Linked DNA regions of Homo sapiens: region 1 is linked to region 2. The links are chromatin contacts, found by Hi-C or POLR2A ChIA-PET in ENCODE. All regions are on one chromosome and are shown on one strand. The core of a region is the stretch at or near the end of the contact, and the rest is flanking DNA. Distances in the headings are between cores, read along the strand shown. Region 1 has its middle 58 kb from the start of LINC02834. Region 2 has its middle 14 kb from the start of LINC02834.

Evidence for each region. A loop is a pair of places that touch in the nucleus more often than their neighbours do. ChIA-PET counts read pairs that join two places held with the same protein, here RNA polymerase II (POLR2A). Pooled maps may share reads with other maps.
Region 1: a loop to region 2 is called in a map of PC-9, with 5 times the contacts of the local background. The contact joins two enhancer-like sites. A Hi-C loop is called at or near these places in 3 of 168 maps with a recorded cell type or tissue (Calu3, PC-9 and mammary epithelial cell) and 1 of 50 pooled maps. POLR2A ChIA-PET finds 5 or more read pairs at or near these places in 3 of 52 experiments (BJ, HEK293T and MCF 10A).

What each region holds. Positions count from the first base shown.
Region 1 is chr9:86,763,783-86,768,922 of GRCh38, forward strand. No RefSeq gene overlaps it. Among named protein-coding and RNA genes, the nearest start is that of LINC02834, 58 kb to the left of the region's middle. Within about 2 kb of position 3,834, at least 5 of the 41 ENCODE cell types and tissues checked have a DNase peak (open chromatin) inside an H3K27ac peak, as active enhancers do; they include PC-9 and mammary epithelial cell, where a contact is called at or near this core.
Region 2 is chr9:86,720,019-86,724,916 of GRCh38, forward strand. No RefSeq gene overlaps it. Among named protein-coding and RNA genes, the nearest start is that of LINC02834, 14 kb to the left of the region's middle. Within about 2 kb of position 1,478, at least 12 of the 41 ENCODE cell types and tissues checked have a DNase peak (open chromatin) inside an H3K27ac peak, as active enhancers do; they include PC-9 and mammary epithelial cell, where a contact is called at or near this core.

The DNA of each region.
Region 1 (5,140 bases), core at 2,584-5,083, 46 kb after region 2:
GAGTTCTGGCCTTCCGAACTGAGGTAGAATACATTTCTGTTGTTTCAAGCCAGCCAGTTTGAGGAAATTTGTTACAGCAGTCACAGCAAAATAATATAGGAAGGTAACTTATATTTTTCTGGAATGGTTCAGGCAGGCTTTACTAGAATTGTGGCTCTTGTAAGCTGCACCTAAAGGGGAAGTAGAAAAGGGAAGGAAGTCTACTCTGGGCAGGGAAGACAGCATGAGCAAAGGCACAGAGGCCTGAGGGGTTGGATTCACTGTGGCTGGGTGTATTTAGCAGGTGAGGTTGGGGATAAGCCGGAGGGTGAAATATCATGTTTTCTGCTGACTCTTTAGCTGAAGAAACTAATTCACAAACAATTGAAGGATATTTCTAAGAGGACTGAGAAAATTCATGACAGAGACAGAAATCTGGTAAAATCTATCTTCAGTGTCATATTCACAAGGCAGGAAATTGCATCCCTGTAAAGCCCGAAGAAAAAGAGAACTGAGAACGGACTCCTCATATTCAAAATGCAGCAGCTTGTTGGGTCTTGAGGGCTCCCTTCACAGCCAGTTTGCTCACATTCCTAGGCGGACGGCTTGCTCTGGTATCCACGTAATCCCTGCCAGAATGGGAAGCACCTAAGCTAGGTAGAAAACAAAATATTTTCGCCATTTGACATGATAAAGCGTGTGGCTCTTGAGTAGAAGAACTGTCGCAACCATGGGAGTGTTCTGTCCCATCTACCCACTCCATCCGCCGTGGGAAACACATCTCCCCCAACCAGCACATCGAAGGTGGCCTGGACAGTGACAGAAGCCACCCCCTTTGATTTCTGTATGTGGACATGACTTGCCACCGGCGTGGATTCCGCCTCCTGCTCAGCAGTGTTTGTGGCAGCTGAGAGTACCTTCTCCTTGATACCCTTAGGAATATCCAAGTGGGGTATTGCATACTGAGGCCAAAAATGGATCTGCGCACATGCCAGGATCACTTGCAGATGTAGGGTTGAAAACATTTGTTTCACAGGACTGACACTATAAATAGGATTCTCGATGTGGATCAGCAGGAAGGCAGCAGTTTCCATGGGTGGCCTTGTCTCTATGGCAGAGATATTTCCCAGAAGCTCGCACCAGTGGGGCTGGCTCTGGATCCAATGAAGCTGCCGCGTCATCACTGTGACATGGCTCACAACTGCTGGGGTGCCAAGCCCTTTCCCTCACTGCTCAAAGACACATCTGGAATCATCTCCAGAAACTTCTGTGACAGGCTGGGGGCCCTCATCCGTTGGCGGCACACCATGAGTGTGACTGCGCGAATGTGTATAGTGTGTGAGTATGTGTGTGTATATGTGAGTGTGTGTATATGTGGGTGTGTATATGTGTATGAGTGAGTGTGCGTCTGTGTATATGCGTGTCTGTGTGAGAGCGTATGACTGTAAATGAGTGTGTTTGTGTGTGTGAGTGCCTGAGTGTAGGTCTGTGTGTGTGTGACTGAGTGTGCAGGTACATCTGTGTATGCGAGTGTGTATATGTGTGTGAATGTGTCTGTGTGAGAGAATGTGTGTCTGTTTATATGGGTGTCTGTGTGAGAGAGTGTATGACTATAAATGAGTGTACTTGTGTGTGTGAGTGCCTGAACGTATGTCTGTGTGTGTGTGACTGAGTGTGCAGGTACATCTGTGTATGTGTGTGAGCATGTATGTGTGTGTGTCTGTGTGAGACAGTGTGTGACTGTGCGGAATGTGTTTGTGTACATGAGTGTGTGTATGGGGGGGAGTATGTGAGTGTGAATACCTGAGTGTGTGGATGTGTCTGGGTCTGTGTGGGGAGAATATGGGTGTGAGAGTGTGTGACTGCGTGACTGCATATGTATGTGTGTTAGCGTGTGCATGAGTGTGTGTGAGTGTGTGTGGATGTGTGCATGCTGCCCAGGCTGGAGTGCAGTGGCACGACCTGGGCTCACTGCAACCTCCATATCCCAGGATCAAGCGATCCTTGTGCCTCAGTAGCTAAGACTACAGGGGTGCACCACCACATCCAGCTAATTGTGTTGTATTTTTTAGTAGAGACTTGGTTTCACCACGTTGGCCAGACTGGTCTCGAACTCCTGACCTCAAGTCATCTGCCCACCTCTGCCTCCCGAAGTGCTGCAGTTACGGGCATGAGCCACCCCGCCCGGCCTGGAGTGGGAGTTCTGTCCACCTCAGGGTGGGAGGCTGTGGCACAGCTGCGTCTCGCTTTCCCCCAAACTGAGGAAGAGGTTTCCTGTCTGCTCTTGGGCAGAACTGAAAACCTGAGGCTAGGAGAGTAAGGACGCAAAGAAGTTGGAGAGTGGGGATTCACCTGGAGGGTGACAAGGCACACAGTGGAAGCCTGTGGTGGGAGGGGACAGCAGCAGCAGCTGCAGGAGGAGGGGCAGGACTCACCTTGCCCATGCAGGCCTGCAGGAGGAAGCAGGGGAGTGGGAAGGAGAGGGTCACAGCCGAAGGGATTCTTCAGTTCCAGCAGCCCATGAACTGGCAAGAGGAAACAAAAGGGGAACAACAACGCTTCTGTGGGATGAAAGGCTGGTGAAGCAGAGCGGTTGAAGGCTTGGTCTGGAAGCTGGTTATGATAAAACTTTCACATGGTTGGGAAGAAACCCTGGGCCTCACTTGCTGTGTCCCCCAAATGTTTCTTTCCCTTCCCAACTTGGAAATAAATGAAGGCACTGTGTGGGGTTCTCTGACATTCACTATCTCATAGTCAAGCCTCACAAATCTTAGGACCGTTTTACAAAAGGGGAGATTGAGGCTCACAGAGATGAAGTAACTTGCCGAGGGCATAGGGTAGGGTCATAAGCCCAGGTCTCGGGGACGTGCCTGGGCAATGGCAGAAAGTCCCCCTTGCGCTTTTCTTGGGTAGTAATGTAGATATTCTTAATGTCAAAGGGCATCTTCCTCCTCTTGTGACACAAACACCAAGTGCTTAATTTGGAAACTGTCGTAGACACTAAAATCCACTGTCTCATTTGTTCCTCATGATCTTGCAAATTAGCTATCATTACCCCATTATCTGAAGCAAACTGAAGGGACTTCTCCAAGGACACACAGCTATGTCATGCTGGAGCCAGGATTCAAACCCAAACCCATTTTGCCCATGCTCTGGTCTACTGCACTATCCTGCCTTCCTCATGGGAGAAAGGGCTCCTCCCACTGACTCCCTGCCCCCCTTTTGGCTCTGCCCACGAAAGGAGGTGCATTGCACCCATGCAACAATGCTCATTGCTCATTACTCACGGCCTCCCAGGCCTCCCAGTGATTAAGCCCTTAGAACTTCCCTTCGGCCGCGGGTGACATCATTGCATAATTAAGGTGACTGTGATGCCCAACTGCGTGCACCAAACAAAGGTTCCTTGTTTTAATTTATCATCCCAGCTCTCCTTGTGCAAGACTGAGCTCCAACTGGTAATTAAGGGAGACGGTTTAACCTGGCTGAATGAGAGCAGGGCTTGGGGCAAAGTGGCAGAAGGGTGACCCAATGTCAACTCTTAATTTGATATGGTAATGAGGATACCAATAAAAGATAATAAGGAGTAGGCTTACCCCAGAAAGAGGAGAGCTCAACACTAATCTGAAGCTTTCCTTTTATGTAATTTTCTTGCCAAGTAGCTAAAAAGATTTTTTTGTCTTCTTTTATTTCTCAGCTGACCCTTTGATGGAGCTACTACTGAGCAGTCACATGCCCTGAAGTTGGTCACTTTCTACCCAGAGCATCGTGTTAATGCACATAGATTCTGCAACACAGGCTACAAAGATTCAAAGACAGCTTTGCTGTTTGCTAGCTTTGTGACCTCAAGCAAGTTACTGAAATTCCTGTCCCTCCGTTACTGCATCCATAAAAGGGCAGTTGCAAAACTAGTACCTGCCTCATCAGGGTGTTGTGGGGTTGAAAGTGAATTAATATGTGTTCGGTCTCGAGGTCAGTGCCTGTTGCATAAGCACTTTGTATCTGTTATTATTGCCTTCAAAACTCTCTTCACTGTCTGTGTACGACTTTCCAGCGTCTTGCATAGATTAAGTGTTTAATAAATATCTCTTCATGACATTTTATGTCTTCCCCTCTTCCCTCTCTTTGTCCTTCTCTCTCCACAAATGGGGACCTCATTTCTACCTTCATACATAAAGGGAAATATGGAGCAGACCCATTAGTTTGCAAGTACAATGAGTTAGGAAGGGACTCGCCCCTCGTAGGGTGCAGAGGCCAGGTGAATAGCAACTTGGAGTATGGTAGCCGGATAGAGAAGTTGGTTGGGACATGGGCTTGTATTTAAAAAGCAGCTAACAGATGAGGTTTTCACTGTCTCTAGGAATTGACCAAGCCTGGGAGGAACAGTCCCTCCAGGGCCAGCAAGACCTCAGAGGTCAAAACATCAGAATGCAGAAAATGAAAGACATGGTTTACATACTCTCTTGCTTTCTCCCCTTCTGAGAACTGTCAGTTGCCTTAATATAACTTACATTCAGGAGACTCTCAAGGGAGGCTAAATTGTACAGCAAAGTTTGTTTTCTTTATTGAGCTGAGCTCCCTTGAACCCGCATAGCTACCTGGCCAGGATGGGGACTCAGACCTCACCAGGGTCTGCCAGCTGGGGCCAGGGCTGTGCCCTTGGGTGTCTCCTCGGAGAGGCATTCTTCACCTGCATCTACTTGTCTAAGTAACACCTCTCCTTTGGGGTGAACTGTAACCTGCCTCATCACTACCTTTCCCAGCTTCCCAACACTTTCCCAGTTACTTCGTTGTTTCCTCTCCTGAATTTCCAGACTATTTTTTCTATTCTTCTTCTTCTTATTTTTATTCCAATAGTTTTTGGAGTACAGGTGATTTTTGTTACATGGATGAGTTCTTTAGTGGGGAATTCTGATATTTTAGTGCACCAGTCACCCGAGCAGTGTACATGGCAGGCATATGCCATCTTTTATCCCTCACTCCCCTTCCAACCTCCCATCTGTGAGTCCCCAAAGTCCATTATATCACTCTATGTTTTTGCATCCCCATAGCTTAGATTCCCCACCTATATTTGAGAACATACAGTTTTCTATTTCTGAGTGACTTCACATAGAATAATGGTCTCCAGCTCCATCCAAGTTTCACAAAATACGTTATTTTGTTC
Region 2 (4,898 bases), core at 228-2,727:
ACGTGAGAGAGTAAGAGAGAGAGAACAAACAAGAAGTCACAATAAATTGACCTAATTTTGGAAGTCACACAGTTTCGAAGTGGGCCTCTAAGTACAATCTACTTTTAAGGGCAGAAAAATTAATGTCCACCTTATGAAGGGAGGAATATCAAAGAATTTGTAGACATATTTTAAAAGCAGCACACCACGAGTCTCAGAAGTCATTGACATGAATGTGAATCTCCAGTCTGTCTCTTATTCATTGCGTTGCTGGGGACAAATTGATGAATCTTTGAACTTCAGTTTAGTCATTTATGAACTGAAACTCAAAATACCTACACTGCAGTGTTATTGATAGCATTAGAAATTCTGCTTATAATATATCTCAAAGAGTTCCTAGCCTAAAGTTCGTGCTAAATAAAGAGTAGATATGGGGATGATAATGACCGTCATGGGGATGATGATAAATAACCTTGGGTAAGTGACACAGTCTCTTTGCACCTCATTTGGTTTATAATATGTACACCATGGAACTGTATCAAGAATAAATACTGTAATTTATGGAAAAGAAGTTCCTGGCAGAAAGTATATTAATTTCCCCACTCTTTTGAAGAAACACCAATAAAATGATATTTTGGCTGTTTTTGTTGCTACAATGCATCATGTTTAAAAAACCATTAACGTCATAAATATTAAAATTTCTAGAGCACAACCACTGGAAAAAATAGAGGACTCACACCGTAAAATCCACTGATCTAGACAAAAGTGCTCATCTCTCCATTAGAGCAACGATTTTCTTGTGTGATTTATTGCACTGATTGGTGGTTCTGTGTCAGCCGGTCCTTTCTCGGAATTATACCTTGAGATGACATTTATCATGTCCCCTAAAATACACACTTACACACACAGATACACATCAATCTGTCATTTAGTACATTGCCATCATCCAAAAATAATTATTCTCTGGATGATGACTTGACTGGATATGAAAATGGATGGAAAATATCATAGAGTGAGGCATTTGATGGCAGATGCTTTTTCACTCTTTCAAAATGATGCTTTGCCGGGAAGCCAGCGGGACTTTTGGTATGATATTGGGGTGAAAGAGTTGCCTGGTGTTGCGTAGCTTCCCAATGGGGCGATCAAATCTCAGAACCCAAGCTCAGAACAGTAGCAGAGTGGCCCAATCACCACTATTTTTTTTTTAAGCTGGGTCCCTTGTCTCCCAAAAACCATTTAATTGAGCAGTTCCTGGCAAGGTTACTCCAGCAAAGCACTGTCTACGTGTGGTAATTTCAAGGTTCCAGGAATTTAAGATAATGTTGGCAAAGCTACCATTAATTTGAGGAGCAAGGGAAAGCAGTGTTGTAACAGTGATGCAAATGTGGGAAGAACTAGGAACAAAGGCCATCATGTTCAGGTCTCCCTTCCTTTCCACCTCCTTAGTCAAAGGCAGGGTGGGTGGAGAAGGTTCCAGTTTTCCCTGGAATGAATTGTCAAGACTTTCCCCTCCAGGCTTGAAACATGTTCCCCTCTGAGCCACTCAGCACTTGTCAAACCGGTCTTTACTTGAAAGACACACGGCATCAACATGAAGGTTGTCACATAAGTTCCCCTCTCCCCAGTTTCTGAGGGTTTTGAAAGATGTCACATCCTGCCTCTGGAGCCAGCAGAGCAGAGTCTGCAGCCAGTCCTGCAGGGGAAGCTGCCAGGGGGCCAGAGACCCCCCCCCCCACCCCCACCGCCCCCCGCTCTGGAGAGGGTCCCTGGCTGGTTTCTGTAGAGCAAATGAAGGAGAAAACTACAGACAAGGCAGGTGAGGGGAGACAAAGCAGGCAACAGGAGAAGTCAGTTTTATGGAGCTTGCAGACCTGAGCTCAAATATTAAAAATGCTTTCATCAGTCTTCTTAATCCAAAGAAATTCTTTTTGGCTTAGATGGGAGGAAAAATCAGTCCCTTAAGGGGAAAGCAAGAGGAGAAGGAGGTAATAAGGATGTGAGTCAGACGCAGGGAATTGCTGGCAAATGCATTCGTTTTGGGAGGCAGAGGAGGACTGTTTTCAAGCTGCTCTAACGTTACAGGCCACTGATAACACCCGCCTGCTTTTTATTGATTTCTCCCTTTAGTTATTAAAAGGTTTGATTCCATTAAGTGGGGGAAAGGTGAGGAAAAAAGAGCCATTTTTTTTTCATGCTTATTTTTTTCTCCTCTGGGGAATAAGCGGCACTTGGGCTCCAAAGCTGTGTTTTTCTTTGGGTTTTGCCTTTTAATAGGGGTTGAAGAAAGTGGTTATAGACATTTGAGGGGAAATAAAGCCTGTGGTTTATTAACAGGGCTGGTTTTAATCAGCAGTGATTTGACTAGGGTAACATTAGAGCTGCAACAATGATAGCTGATACTATGATTTTCTATGCTTTTAACCCCAGACTGAAGTCTTGTGGGTTCATGGACAGAATTCATTTGTTCCCCTGGCCAGGCTGTGGGGAGGAGTGTTCTGTGACAGCCTCAGGTAAGGGGAGGAGAGGGCTGGGGACTGGGGTAGATGCCTCAGGGGTTCTTCCCTGCTGGAATTCCAGCTGCTGGGAAGCAAGCTTCACAGATGGAGGGTTTTGAAGGACCAAAATGGAAGGTGGGTTTGGGACCCCATTTGGCCACTCTGTGTCTAGATCCAGATGGATAAATATTCATGAGCTTATCTTTCCAGACCTGAGGCAAAATCTCAGATCATGACACCTTACACTCTTATTAGGAAAGTCAAGAAAGAATAGGCCACTTCCCAGGTGGAAGGCTGCTCTCAAGTGAAACCTAGTCTTGTCCTACCCAGGATGAAATCTTTCGGAACTTTCGCACCCAGCCCATTATTTACTATAGCCACTGCCAAATCACTGCTAACATCCCAACAAATTTGGGATAAAGATCAAACTCCTATATTAGTCACCAATTATGATTTGCCATCTCTGCAGCCAGCAGTAGCAACAGGATTTCTGGGAATGTTCTCTTTAAAAGTAAGACACTTTATTTTTCAGCATATTTTCTAAAAAAGGAGAAAAAGAAGATCAACATTTACCCGTGTCAACTACAAGACCTGCCTGCTTTGAAGATGAATAAGGTCATTTACAAAAGCTTATGGAGAGGCCCATGAGTGCGGGGCTGATGGGGGGAGTGTGAGTGGATGGACTCAGCCCCCAACAGTCCTCTTGATTTTCTGTAACATTCTGTGTTCATGTGTTTACATATATACAAGCTACTCTTCCCAGCAGTAGAAGAGTGCTTGCTCTCTTGCTCTTGTTCTTCTGCTGTCTTGTTCTTGTTTCTTGTTCTCTTGTTGTTGTTCTCCCAACTGAGAAGCACTGACCAATCCCCAGTCTCTCTCCCTTGGTGCCCCGTGTGAAAGGGGCAGGTAAACAGGAGATGGTGCCTGAGATGAGAACAGAACCAATATGTGGTACAGGGAGGAATCTGAGAGGTCCCCTAGCTTGAAGTCAGAGTTAACTCACTCCACCCACCCCCCATCTCTTGCTTCCTCCTCCCCCTCCTCCCTGACCACATCCCCTCCTATCACTCTGCAGTGGCATCTCTTGAAGGAAGTGCTCACTTCACAGCAATAACTCCCTCTCGGCAGCTGCCCCTGCCCCTGACTGCACGAGGTGACCTGCAGGAGCCAGGTCTTACCATCCTGGCTGAGGAGTGGATGCCCAGCTCTGGAGCAATAGATTGTCTGTCTCAGGAATATGAGATCCTGGGACTCACAGAGGGCAGGATTTGTTAGCGTGGAGTCCCATTAATGACAGTATTCTAGAGCAGTAGTTGCCAAGCATTTTTTTTTCCATTATGCTTGGGTGAAAAAAAAAATGGGACACATGTTCCTAATATGTTTATATTTATAGGTTATCTACATGTATTACTATTACTAGCTAATATCTCAAGACCTACTATATACTTAAGGTTTTTAAAATGGAAGGTAAATATGGCCCAGTAGTAATGAGCACACTTAGCACCCAGATCTTAGTTTCTAATACTGTTCTCCAGTGAGGAGAACCACAACTCACTGGACAAATGTGTGATCCTAGGATTGGGAAATGAAAGGAGCATCTTATAGTCCCCCAAATAAGGAATTGCCCAAACAATAACAAGAACAATATCGTAATATTAATAATAATGGGGAATGTCAAAGGGACACAGGAGCCAACTGAAAGAGCTACCAATGGCCAAAGTTGGAACAATTTGGGCAAGAAAATAAATAAAATAGTATAGTGTCATAACCCAAAGTATAACATAAATATCCGTGAATTCACACAGATATAAGTAAGTGATTGAATAAATAAATGGGGGAGGAGAGCAAGTTTTATGTGCAGAAGGTTTCCAAATAATTTATGGAGATACTCTGCCATTGAAGAGGTGAAACATCCCTTCCCACTGATAAGGGTGGGCCACACATTGTGACTTCCTTCAAAAAGGTACGGTATGGAAAGGGGACGGGGAGAAAGAGCGGGTTTACTGGGTTTACAGTGGAGAAACCTGACAAGCAGTACCCCAGTCAGTGACTGAGGGCAACATCTACAGTGATAAGACACGCTGATAAGATACACCCTTGATAGAATGGCACTCAGGTCTTTCTCCCAAAACCCCCAAACCCAAACTAATGATGAGAAAAACATCAGACCAATCCCAATTGAAGAACATTAGACAAAATACCTGACCAGTACCTCCCAAAATTGTCAAGGTCATCAAAAACAAGGAAAGTTTGAGAAGCAACCAAGAGGAATTGAGGAATAACAAGAAGACATGATTAAATGTAATGTGGTGTACTGGTTGTGAGCCTGGAACACAAAAAGGACACTAGAGAAAAAAAAAAAACTAAGAAAATTTGAATTAAGTATGGACTTCAGTTAATAATCTAAATAATTAGCTTTGGATA